2 separate regions of the Homo sapiens genome follow, and region 2 is linked to region 1. A link is an interaction called in ENCODE POLR2A ChIA-PET data of the cell type or tissue named here. Cell type or tissue: HepG2. All regions are shown on one strand. Each heading gives the region's core, and the rest is flanking DNA. Links, peaks and the distances in the headings are about the cores only.

Evidence for each region. Peaks named below come from ENCODE experiments on the same cell type or tissue, not always from the same donor. Only the 100,000 strongest peaks of a DNase experiment are listed, where the experiment ranks them.
Region 2: POLR2A ChIA-PET joins it to region 1 with 7 read pairs; 8 of 35 experiments call an interaction of 5 or more read pairs at or near these places.

What each region holds. Positions count from the first base shown.
Region 1 is chr1:52,649,286-52,654,356 of GRCh38, reverse strand. The region is part of intron 2 of SHISAL2A (shisa like 2A); the gene reads right to left. Among named protein-coding and RNA genes, the nearest start is that of SHISAL2A, 19 kb to the right of the region's middle. RefSeq lists an enhancer at 2,066-2,360 and a silencer at 2,066-2,360. In HepG2, for the core only: no CTCF peak of the experiment used is centred there; DNase peaks (open chromatin) are centred at 816 and 2,226.
Region 2 is chr1:52,454,184-52,459,254 of GRCh38, reverse strand. TUT4 (terminal uridylyl transferase 4) reads left to right here. Exons shown (of 30, transcript NM_001009881.3): 20 at 806-919. Among named protein-coding and RNA genes, the nearest start is that of PRPF38A, 52 kb to the right of the region's middle. In HepG2, for the core only: no CTCF peak of the experiment used is centred there; no DNase peak of the experiment used is centred there.

The DNA of each region.
Region 1 (5,071 bases), core at 450-4,449:
ATTATTCTTTTTCAGTATTACTTTAGCTATTCTAGTTCCTTTGTCTCTCTATATATAAATTTGAGAATTAGCTTATCTATCTATCTATCTATCTGTCTATCTATCTATCTATCTATCTATCTATCTATCTATAAAACTGCCATTTTGGCCAGGCACAGTGGCTCACACTTGTAATCCCCACACTTTGAGAGGCCAAGAAGGGAGAATTGCTTGAGCCCAGGAGTTCAAAACCAGCCTGGGCAACATAGCAAGAACCCATCTCTACAAAAATAAAAAATTAACAGGGTGTGGTGATCCCTCTCCAATTGTGGGGGTCTGAGCAGCTGCCAGCCAAGCCTTCCAGAAGTTACAAGACCTTGGCTCAAGTCCTCATTCTGGTATTAAACGTTGTGCTACTTTGTGCCAAACCCTTCTCTTCTCTGGATCTCGGTTACTACTTCATAAAATGGAACAGAAAATACGACTGGCCTAATTTTCTGTGAATTCTTTTCCATTGAGCTCCTTGGGAGGCTGAGGTGGGAGGGTCACTTGAGCCCAGGAAGTTGAGGCTAGATTGTGCCATTGTACTCCAGCCTGGGTAACAGAGCAAGGCCCTGTCTCAAAAAAAAAGGGCGGGTTGCAATTTTTATGTTTACTATGTTGAGTTTTGCAATTCATGAACATAGTGTATTTCTCCATTTTAGGTCTTCTTTGATTTCCTTCATCAGCATTTTGTAGTTTTTTTTTTGTTTGGTTGGTTATTTTTAGAGACAGGGGTCTCCCTCTGTTGCCAGGTTGGAGTATAGTGACATGATCATAGCTTACAAGTGAGCCTTGAACTCTTGGGCTCAAGGGATCCTCCCACCTCAGCCACATGCCATCATGCCCGGCTAAGCATTTTGTAGTTTTCTTTTTTTTGAGACAGAGTCTTGCTCTGTCACCCAGACTAGAGTGCAGTGGTGTGATCTGGGCTCATGGCAGCCTCCGCCTCCTGGGCTAAAGCAATCCTCCCATCTCAGCCTCCCAGTAGCTGGGACTACAGGCACATGCCACCATACCCTGCTTTTTTTTTTTTTTTTTTTTTTTTTTTTGTAGAGACAGGAGTCTTGTCATGTTGCCCAGAATGATCTCGAACTCCTGGGCTCAAGCGATCCTCCAGTCTTGGCCTCCCAAAGTGGAGGGATTTTGTAGTTTTTAACATACAGAACCTGTACATGTTTTGTTAAATTTTACCTAAGTATTTCATTTATTTTAGAGTAACTGTAAATGGTATTATTGTGTTTTTAGTTTGGGTTTCTAATTTTTTGTTAGTAGTATATATAAATACAATTGATGTTTGGTTTTGACTTTACTGTGACCTTGCTAAACAAACTTAGTTCTTTTTTTTTTTTTTTTTTTTTTTTTTTTTTTTTGAGACAGAGTCTCACTCTGTCACCCAGGCTGGAGTGCAGTGGCGCGATCTCTGTTCACTTCAAGCTCTCCCTCCAGGGTTCATGCCATTCTCCTGCCTCAGCCTCCCGAGTAGCTGGGATTACAGGTGCCCGCCACCAAGCCCGGCTAATTTTGTTGTATTTTTAGTAGAGATGGGGTTTCACCGTGTTAGCCAGGATGGTTTCAATCTCCTGACCTCATGATCCACCCTCCTGGGCCTCCCAAAGTGCTGGGATTACAGGTGTGAGCCACTGCGCCCGGCCCAAACACACTTTGTTCTAACAGGTTATTTTGTGCACGTTTTATAGACTCCTTGGGATTCTTTGTTATTTAAGCTTTCATTTTAAGGCATTCCAACTTGTACAGGGATTTACTTCAACCTTCTCTTCAATACAAGAATCCCCTTAGCTGAATCCCATATTTAGCCTTTTCCTGATTACCTTCCATGGATAGAGGTGCTTTTTTAAAAAACAAAACAAAACAATTTAACAAAACAAAAAAACTTGTTTGTTAAAAAACAAAACAAATTTGTAAAGGATTACGAATTTGTGAGTGAAATATGGCCCAGAGTGATGGAGTTCTTTTTGCAGTATTTCAGGTATACTCTAAATAAGTTCTACCTTTATTGACTCAACATCCATCTCCCTATGGCTTTCCCCACTGATTTCAGCTCTGTTCTCTCGATTCTCATAAAAATGTCTGATCCTCTTGTCCCAGAACAACCTTGCAGAGATCTGAGGCCCTAGGCTGTGAGCCCAGAGTCTCCTCTGTTCAAGGCCAACTATCCCCAGCTCTTTACCTAATCCTCACATGACCTGGTTCCCAGATCTGAAGTAGTCACCTGCCTCTGATCATCTGATTGGTCAAAGTCCATCTCACATTATGGGGCTCTGAGCAACTGGCCAGCCAGGGCTCTGGGGAATCCCTTGGGCTTCCAGGAGTTACAAGACCTTGGCTCAAGTCCTCATTCTGATATTAAATCATTGTGCTACTTTGTGCCAAACCCTTCACCTCTCTAGATCTGTTACTACTTCATAAAATGGTGTAGAAAATACAACTGGCCTAATTTTTCTACTTCTTTCCCTTTGAACTCCAAGTTCTGAAGGATTCTGTCTACATAATAGACTGCATTTATTAAGTACTAATTTTTTCCATTCTGTATTAATCAAAGAGCTCTGATCAGCAGGAGAGCACCTATGTTAATTACCCCCTGGAACTGATATAATTCTAGCTCAAAGAGAAGAAACTTGGTCCCTGTAAAACCTTTGCAATATTGTAGCCAGCTGAGGCAGGAGAACTGCTTGGACCTGGGAGGCAGAGGGTGCAGTGAGCCGAGATGGCAACATTGCACTCCAGCCTGGGCAAGAGGGTGAGACTCCATCTCAAAAAAAAAGAAAACAAAAATTGTTGGGCCGGGCACAGTGGCTCACACCTGCAATCCCAGCACTTTGGGAGGCTGAGGCGGGTGGATCACGAGGTCAGGAGTTCAAGACCAGCCTCTGGCCAAGATGGTGAAACCCCGTCTCTACTAAAAATACAAATATTAGCCAGGCGTGATGGCAGGGGCCTGTAATCCCAGCTACTTGGGAGGCTGAGGCAGAGAATTGCTTGAACCTGGGAGGCGCAGGTTGCAGTGAGCAGAGATCACACCACTGCACTCTAGCCTGGGCAACAGAGCGAGACTCCGTCTCAAAAAAAACAAAAAACAAAAAACCTTTGCAATATTGGAGATTGCTCAAGAATCCCCACTGCTATGTTTGGGGACCCTCAGGAAATTGGAAACCAAAGTTGGGAACCTACAGAGTAGACGATAAAAAGTTATTTCTGAGATGTGATGGCTGGTGAGTTCTATCCAACTGAAAGTTAATATAGATCATCACTCCTTTGCTTCCAGACCTTATACTCTGTTAATGTGACCTGAGGTTCCACTCACTTTTTTTTTTAGCAATTACATTACATTTTTGGCTTATGTGGGAAGCTGTTAAAAAAAAAAAAAAGGTTAGGCCAGGCGTGGTGGCTCATGCCTGTAATTCCAGCACTTTGGGAGGCTGAGACGGGTGGATCACCTGGGGTCAGGAGTTCAAGACCAGCCTGGCTAACACAGTGAAACCCCGTTTCTATTAAAAATACAAAAATTAGCCGGGTGTGGTGGCAGGTGCCTGTAGCCTCAGCTACATGAGAGGCTGAGGCAGGAGAATTGCTTGAACCCGGGAGGCGAAGGTTGCAGTGAGCCAAGATCACACCACTGCACTCCAGCCTGGGTAACAGAGGGAGATTCTGTCTCAAAAAAAAAAAAAAAAAAAGGGTTTTAAAAAAAAGAAAATGGTATGTTTGAGATTGCCAACATGTAAAAATTGAAGCGCCTAATAATAATGAAAATGACAGCCACTAATTGTTAAAAGCCTACTATGTGTTTGAGACTAATTAAATACCAGTAAGCATCATTTCTAGTTTTTGCAACAACTTTCTTAGTAGCTATGAGGGTACACATTTTAGAGTAAATTGAGGCCGAGAGAAAAATGACTTGCTTAAGGCCACACACTGACAGCAGCAAGGCCAAGATTAGAACTAGGTTTTCTGGCATCTCTGCCCAGCGCTGTGCCTTCCCTCCTTTCTCCAAGGACCTCCGTGGCCAGTCCCCCATTACCTGGGGTTCTCAACCCTGAACATGGGCCTAGCCTGTGGTGACCAGCTTGGAAAGGAGTTCTCAGGTTTTCCCCCTGCTTGGAGGAGTCAAAACAAACTCATCACTGACTGAAGCATGTTTGGTTCCTCGGCGTTACCTCTCAAGTATGGTTAATTAAAAAGCAGTGGGCTCTGGGGTGACATGACTGAGCCTTCTGTGGAAGGTGGGAGGGGCTGATGAAAGTCATTCTGCAGTATAGGGGCAGCTGCTGCAGGGAAAGGTCTCTGGCTGGGAGGCAAAGGCTTGGCCACCAATTGGCTGGGTGACCTTAGGCACATGACTGCCTCTCTCTGGGCCTCAGCTGCCCCATCTATACAGTGAGAGCATCAGACTTTATTTCTAGGAGCTTTTGAGTTCTAGTTGATGAGAATGGCTGACTAATGACCTCTTCACCAACAACTTTCAGAAAAGGATAAGAATTGGACTCCTTAATTTTCCCCCCAATGTTTTAGTATCTTATTAAATGTACCTAGATATCACCTCTACACTCACCTCACTGACCTCATCTGCAAAATGGGAGTTGATAATAATCACCAGGCAGAGTAGTTGAGCAGGTTAAAGGGGATGATGTGTTTGAAGTCCTTAGCACAGTGCCCAGCTCAACAGTAGGAACTCACTTTTCTGATCTAGCCAGTTCCTCACAAAGTACCAGAATAAGAAAGTTATGGTCTTCATTGCCATCCCAAGTTTGGGGATGGGATGGGTGTGACGGTGATGGGACAGAGTACAGAATGCCTGGGCAGGGAAAGAAGCCTATTTCAGAAACTGCTTTTCCATTTACACTCTGCTCTTGCCAAGGCACTCCCCACCCCACCCTTGCCTCCATACTCAGAGCTAAGGAACCCAAGGGACAGTGCAATCATAGGCTTTAGAGTCTGGGAGATCTGGGTTGACATCGCAGTGACACATGCTCACTGGCTATGTGGACTTAGTTCATTTCCCTTGGCTGAGCCTTGGTTTCCTCTGCTATAAAAT
Region 2 (5,071 bases), core at 511-4,510, 200 kb after region 1:
GAGTGCAGTGGTGCTATCTCGGCTCACTGCAAGCTCTGCCTCCTGGGTTCACGCCATTCTCCTGCCTCAGCCTCCCGAGTAGCTGGGACTACAGGCGCCCGCCACCACACCCGGCTAACTTTTTTATTTTTAGTAGAGATGGGGTTTCACCGTGTTAGCCCCTTGTTCTTTGTTTTTTATTTATTAAAAAAGATGTTTATCCTAACCACGAGACCATCAGGGGACTTCGTTCTTTTTTTAATGGTTGCATACCATTCCATTATGTGAATAGTCGTTAATTATTTTAAACCTGCGCCTGCACTTTATTGATGAACCTAAAACTATTTCTGATTTTTTGCTATTAAAATAGTGCTGCAATTAAAAAAACCTTCTTAGTCATTTCACATATGTTTTGGCATGTTTGCAGGGTACATTCTTAGAATAGGATTGCTGGTTCAAAGAAAATGTGCTTTTGTAATTGTGATATTGTCAAATATTCTTCATAGTGTTTGTATTAATTTATACTCTCACCTGCAGTGTGTGAGAGTACCTGTTTCCCCACGTCATGTATAGTAGTTTTTTGTTTGTTTGTTTGTTTGTAAGATGGGGTCTCACTGCATTACCCAGGCTGGTCTTGACTTCCTGGGCTGAAGCTTTTCTTTCACCTCAACCTCCCAGAGTGTTGGGATTATAGACGGTGCAGTTTGTTTTTAACTCAGTTTAACCCAGTTCTGTGGGTTAAAAAAAATGATGTGGCAGAATGTTTAATATACTTCTGCATGGAGTAAGACTCTGAAGTTTTGTTTTCAATCATGTTGTTTTTTAGCGATGTGACATTGGGGATGCTTCCAGGGGAAGTTTATCTTCATATGCATATATCCTTATGGTGCTGTACTTTCTGCAGCAGAGAAAGCCACCTGTTATCCCAGTTCTACAAGAGGTAGGTGTTTAAGAAAACTATAAAGGAGTTTTTTTTGAAAACAATAGATCTAAACACAGGAGATTTTGCTTGGTTCATGTCATCATGAAGGATTTTTCCATCATGGTTGTCCTAAGTTTTCTCTTTCCATTAATGCTATAATTAAACAATGAATATTTTTGAAAAATTTATTATGGGAGAATATAGACTACCAAAAGAATATTAGATGAATAGAACCATTGAATATCTTTTGTAATGTTTTTAAATTTTACAGTCTTAGAGTGCTGTGGATGATTGTGAAGTTCTTGTAGCCAGCCATGAACTCATATATTTTATAGTCTCCAAGATGCAAGTACATAAGTTTCTTCTTTCTAGAATATTTTCCCTCCTGTTGCCTGGCAATGAAGATTGATTTATTCTTATGTATACTTTGGTCAACCTTGTGAATTTTGGTTTAGAATGAACCCAGGGAAACTCTTCCTTATCTCTTCTGAAGTCATATTAATTACATTAAACATAAGAATGTACATTGAAAGAAACAGATTATACTCATTCACTCAGAATTGGTGACTTATAAAGTTCCTTTTTGTAGTCAATTTATACTCTCTGAAATTGGTACAAAGGAGATATTAATCATCCATCTGTTCCGCCTGATTCTTGGCACAAAGTAGATTTGTAGGCGTTAGGGAGGATCCAATTCAAATTTTTTAGAATGGTGACTATTTTTATTTAGGAGACAAGCATCAGACTTGGTTGGAAAAGTCACATATTCTGGTTTCACATAATCTTTGATAGTTATGGCAAAGAAGAAAATCACAAAATAGGCTGGGCGTGGTGGCTCACGCCTGTAATCCCAGCACTTTGGGAGGCCGAGGCGGGCAGATCACGAGGTCAAGAGATCGAGACCATCCTGGCCAACATGGTGAAACCCCGTCTCTACTAAAAATATAAAAATTAGCCGGGCGTGGTGGTGCGTGCCTGTAATCCCAGCTACTCGGGAGACTGAGGCAGGAGAATTGCTTGAACCCGGGAGGCAGAGGTTGCAGTGAACTGAGATCTCACCACTGCACTCCAGCCTGGTGACAGAGAGGGAGAGTCCATCTCAAAAAAAAAAAGAAAAGAAAAAAAAGAAAAATCACAAAATTATAAGCCATATAGTAGGTGTCAGATAGCCTTAGTAAGTTTTAAGAAGTTCTAATGAATATATATGGTTTTACCAGCGTTTCCTTCCCTGTTTTAAACAATGGATGGGAATCCTTTCCTAGCCAAAGATTTAAGTTGCTGAATCTGTGTTGGGTGATGTATGTTTGGGTGTGTGTTTAAAGTATTTTTTCAGAGCAGTTTTAAGTTCACAGCAAAATTGAGAGGACTGTAAAGAGTTTCCAACATACCTCCTGTACCCACACATGCATAGCCTCCCCCATTATTAACCCCACCAGAGTGGTACATTTTTTACAACTGATGAACCTACATTGACATATAATCACCCGAAGTCCATAGTTTGCAATTAACATTTATTCTTGATGTTGTATATTCTAAGGGTTTGGACAATATATAATGATGTACACATTTTATCATAATCAATGATACATCAATATATGCCATTACAGTATCATACAGTTTTCAGTGCCTTAAAAATTTTTGTACTTTGCCTAGTCATCCTCCCCTCAACCCCTGGCAACCACTAATCTTTGTGCTGTTGTCTTCATAGTTTTGACTTTTCCAGAATATCATATTGTTGGAATCATATAGTATGTAGCCTTTTCAGATTGACTTCCATCACTCAGTGATATGTGTTTAAATTTCCTCCATGTCTTTTCATGGCTTGATAGCTCATTTCTTTTTCTTTTTCTTTCTTTTTTTTTTTTAATTTTTAAATGTTCAGACTTTTTTGTTGAACCTCTAAATCTATTTTATCTTTTTTTTTTTTTTTTTTTTTTTTTTTGAGACACAGTCTCGCTCTGTTGCCCAGGCTGGAGTGCAGTGGCATGATCTCAGCTCACTGCAACCTCCACCTCCGGGGTTCAAGCGATTAAAGCAATTCTCTTGCCTAAGCCTCCTGAGTAGCTGGGATTACAGGTGTGCACCACCACGCCCTGCTGGTTTTTGTATTTTTAGTAGAGTGGGGTTTTACCATGTTGGCCAGGCTGGTCTCTAATGTCTGACCTCAGGTGATCCACCCGCCCCGGCCTCCCAAAGTGCTGGGATTACAGGCATGAGCCACCACGCCTGGCCTATCATTTCTTTTTAGTGCTCAGTAATACTCCATTGTTGGGATGTACCACAGTTTATTCATTCACATATGGAAAAATATCTGTTTTACTTCCAAGTTTTGGCTATTAAGAATAAAGCTGTTACAGACATCTGTGTGCAAGTTTTTGTATGGACATAGTTTTCAGGTCTTTTGGGTGAATACGAAGGAGTCACATTGCTGAATCATATGTACGAGTATGTTTAGTTTTGTAAGAAATGGCCAGCTGTTTTCCAAAGTGGCTGTACCAGTTTGCATTTCTACCAGCAATGTGTGAGAGTTCCTGTTGCTCCACATCCACCCAGCATTTGAGTACTTGTCCATGTTCTGGATTTTGGCCATTCTTTTAGGTGTGTAGTAGTCTTTCTTTCTTTCCTTTAGGTGTATAATCATCTGTCTGTCTGTCCATCCATCCTCCCTTCCTCCTTCCCTCTCCCCCCCTCCCCTGCCCTCCCCTCCCTTCCTCTCCCCCGTCTTTTTTTTTTTTTTTTTTTTTTTAAAGGTAGCGTCTCACTCCTGTTGCTGCCCGGGCTGGACTGTGCAATCATGGCTCCCTGCAGCCTCAACTTCCCAGGCTAAGGTGATTCTCCCACCTCAGCCTCCTGAATAGCTGGGACTACGGGTGCACACCACCAAGCCCAGCTAATTTTTTATATATTTAGTAGAGATGGGGTTTTGCCATGTTGCTCAGGCTGGTCTCGAACTCCTGGGCTCAAGCCCACCTCGGCCTCTCAAAGTGTTGAGATTACTTTTAATGGCAAAACCGCAATTACTTTTGCTTCAATCTAATATTTTGTTTTATTTATCTATTTATTTATTTTTGAGAGAGGGTCTTGCTCTGTTGTCCACGCTAGATTACAGTGGCACAATCTCCACTCACTGCAACCTCCACTTCCTGAGCTCAAGTGATCCTCCTAAGTAAGCCTCCCAAGTAGCTGGGATTACAGACATGAGCCACCATGTCTGGCTAGTTTTTGTATGTTTTATAGAGATTGGGTTTCTCCATGTTGCCCAGGTTGGTCTCGAGCTCTGGGCTCAAGTAATTTGCCTGCCTTGGCCTCCCAAAGTGAGTGCTGGGATTACAAGTGTGAGCCACCTCACCTGGCCACTGTTGTTTTAATTTGCATCTCCCTGATGACATTATGCGGAAATCTTTTCATATGCTTATTTTGCCATTCATATGTCTTCTTTGGTGAGGTTCTTTGGTCCATTTTTTTAAACAGGTTATTTTCTTACTGTTGAGTTTAAGGAGTTCTTTGTGTATTTTGAATAATAGTCCTTTATCAGATGTGTGTTTTGCAACTATGTTCTCCATGTCTGTGGCTTGTTTTTTCATTCCCTTGACGTTGTCTTTTGCAGAGCAGAAAATTTTAATTTTAGTAAAGTCCATCTTGTCAATTATTTCTTTCATAGCTCTTGCCTTTGGTGTTGTGTCTAAAAAGATATCACTATACTCAAGGTCATACAGATTTTCTCTTGTGTTTTCTTCCAGGAGTTTTATTTTACATTTAGGCCTGTGAGCCATTTAGAGTTAATTTTTGTGAACGGTATAAGGTCTATGCCTAGATTCATTGTTTTGCGTGTGGATGTTCATTTGTTTCAATACCATTTGTTGAAAAGAATATTATTTCTCCACTGTATTGTCTTTGCTCCTTTGTCAAGGATCAGTTGACTATATTTATGTACTATATTTATATACTTTTGGGCCCTCCACTGTTGCATTGATTTATTTATTATTTCACCAATGCCATACTCTCTTATTTATAGTAGTGTTATAATAACTCTTGAGGTTGGGTTGCATCAGTCTTGCAGCTTTGTTCTTCTCCTTCAATATTGTGTTAGCTATTCTGAGTCTTTTGCCTCTCTATGTAAACTTTAGAATCAGTTTGTCTATATCCACAAAATGACTTGCTAGAATTTTG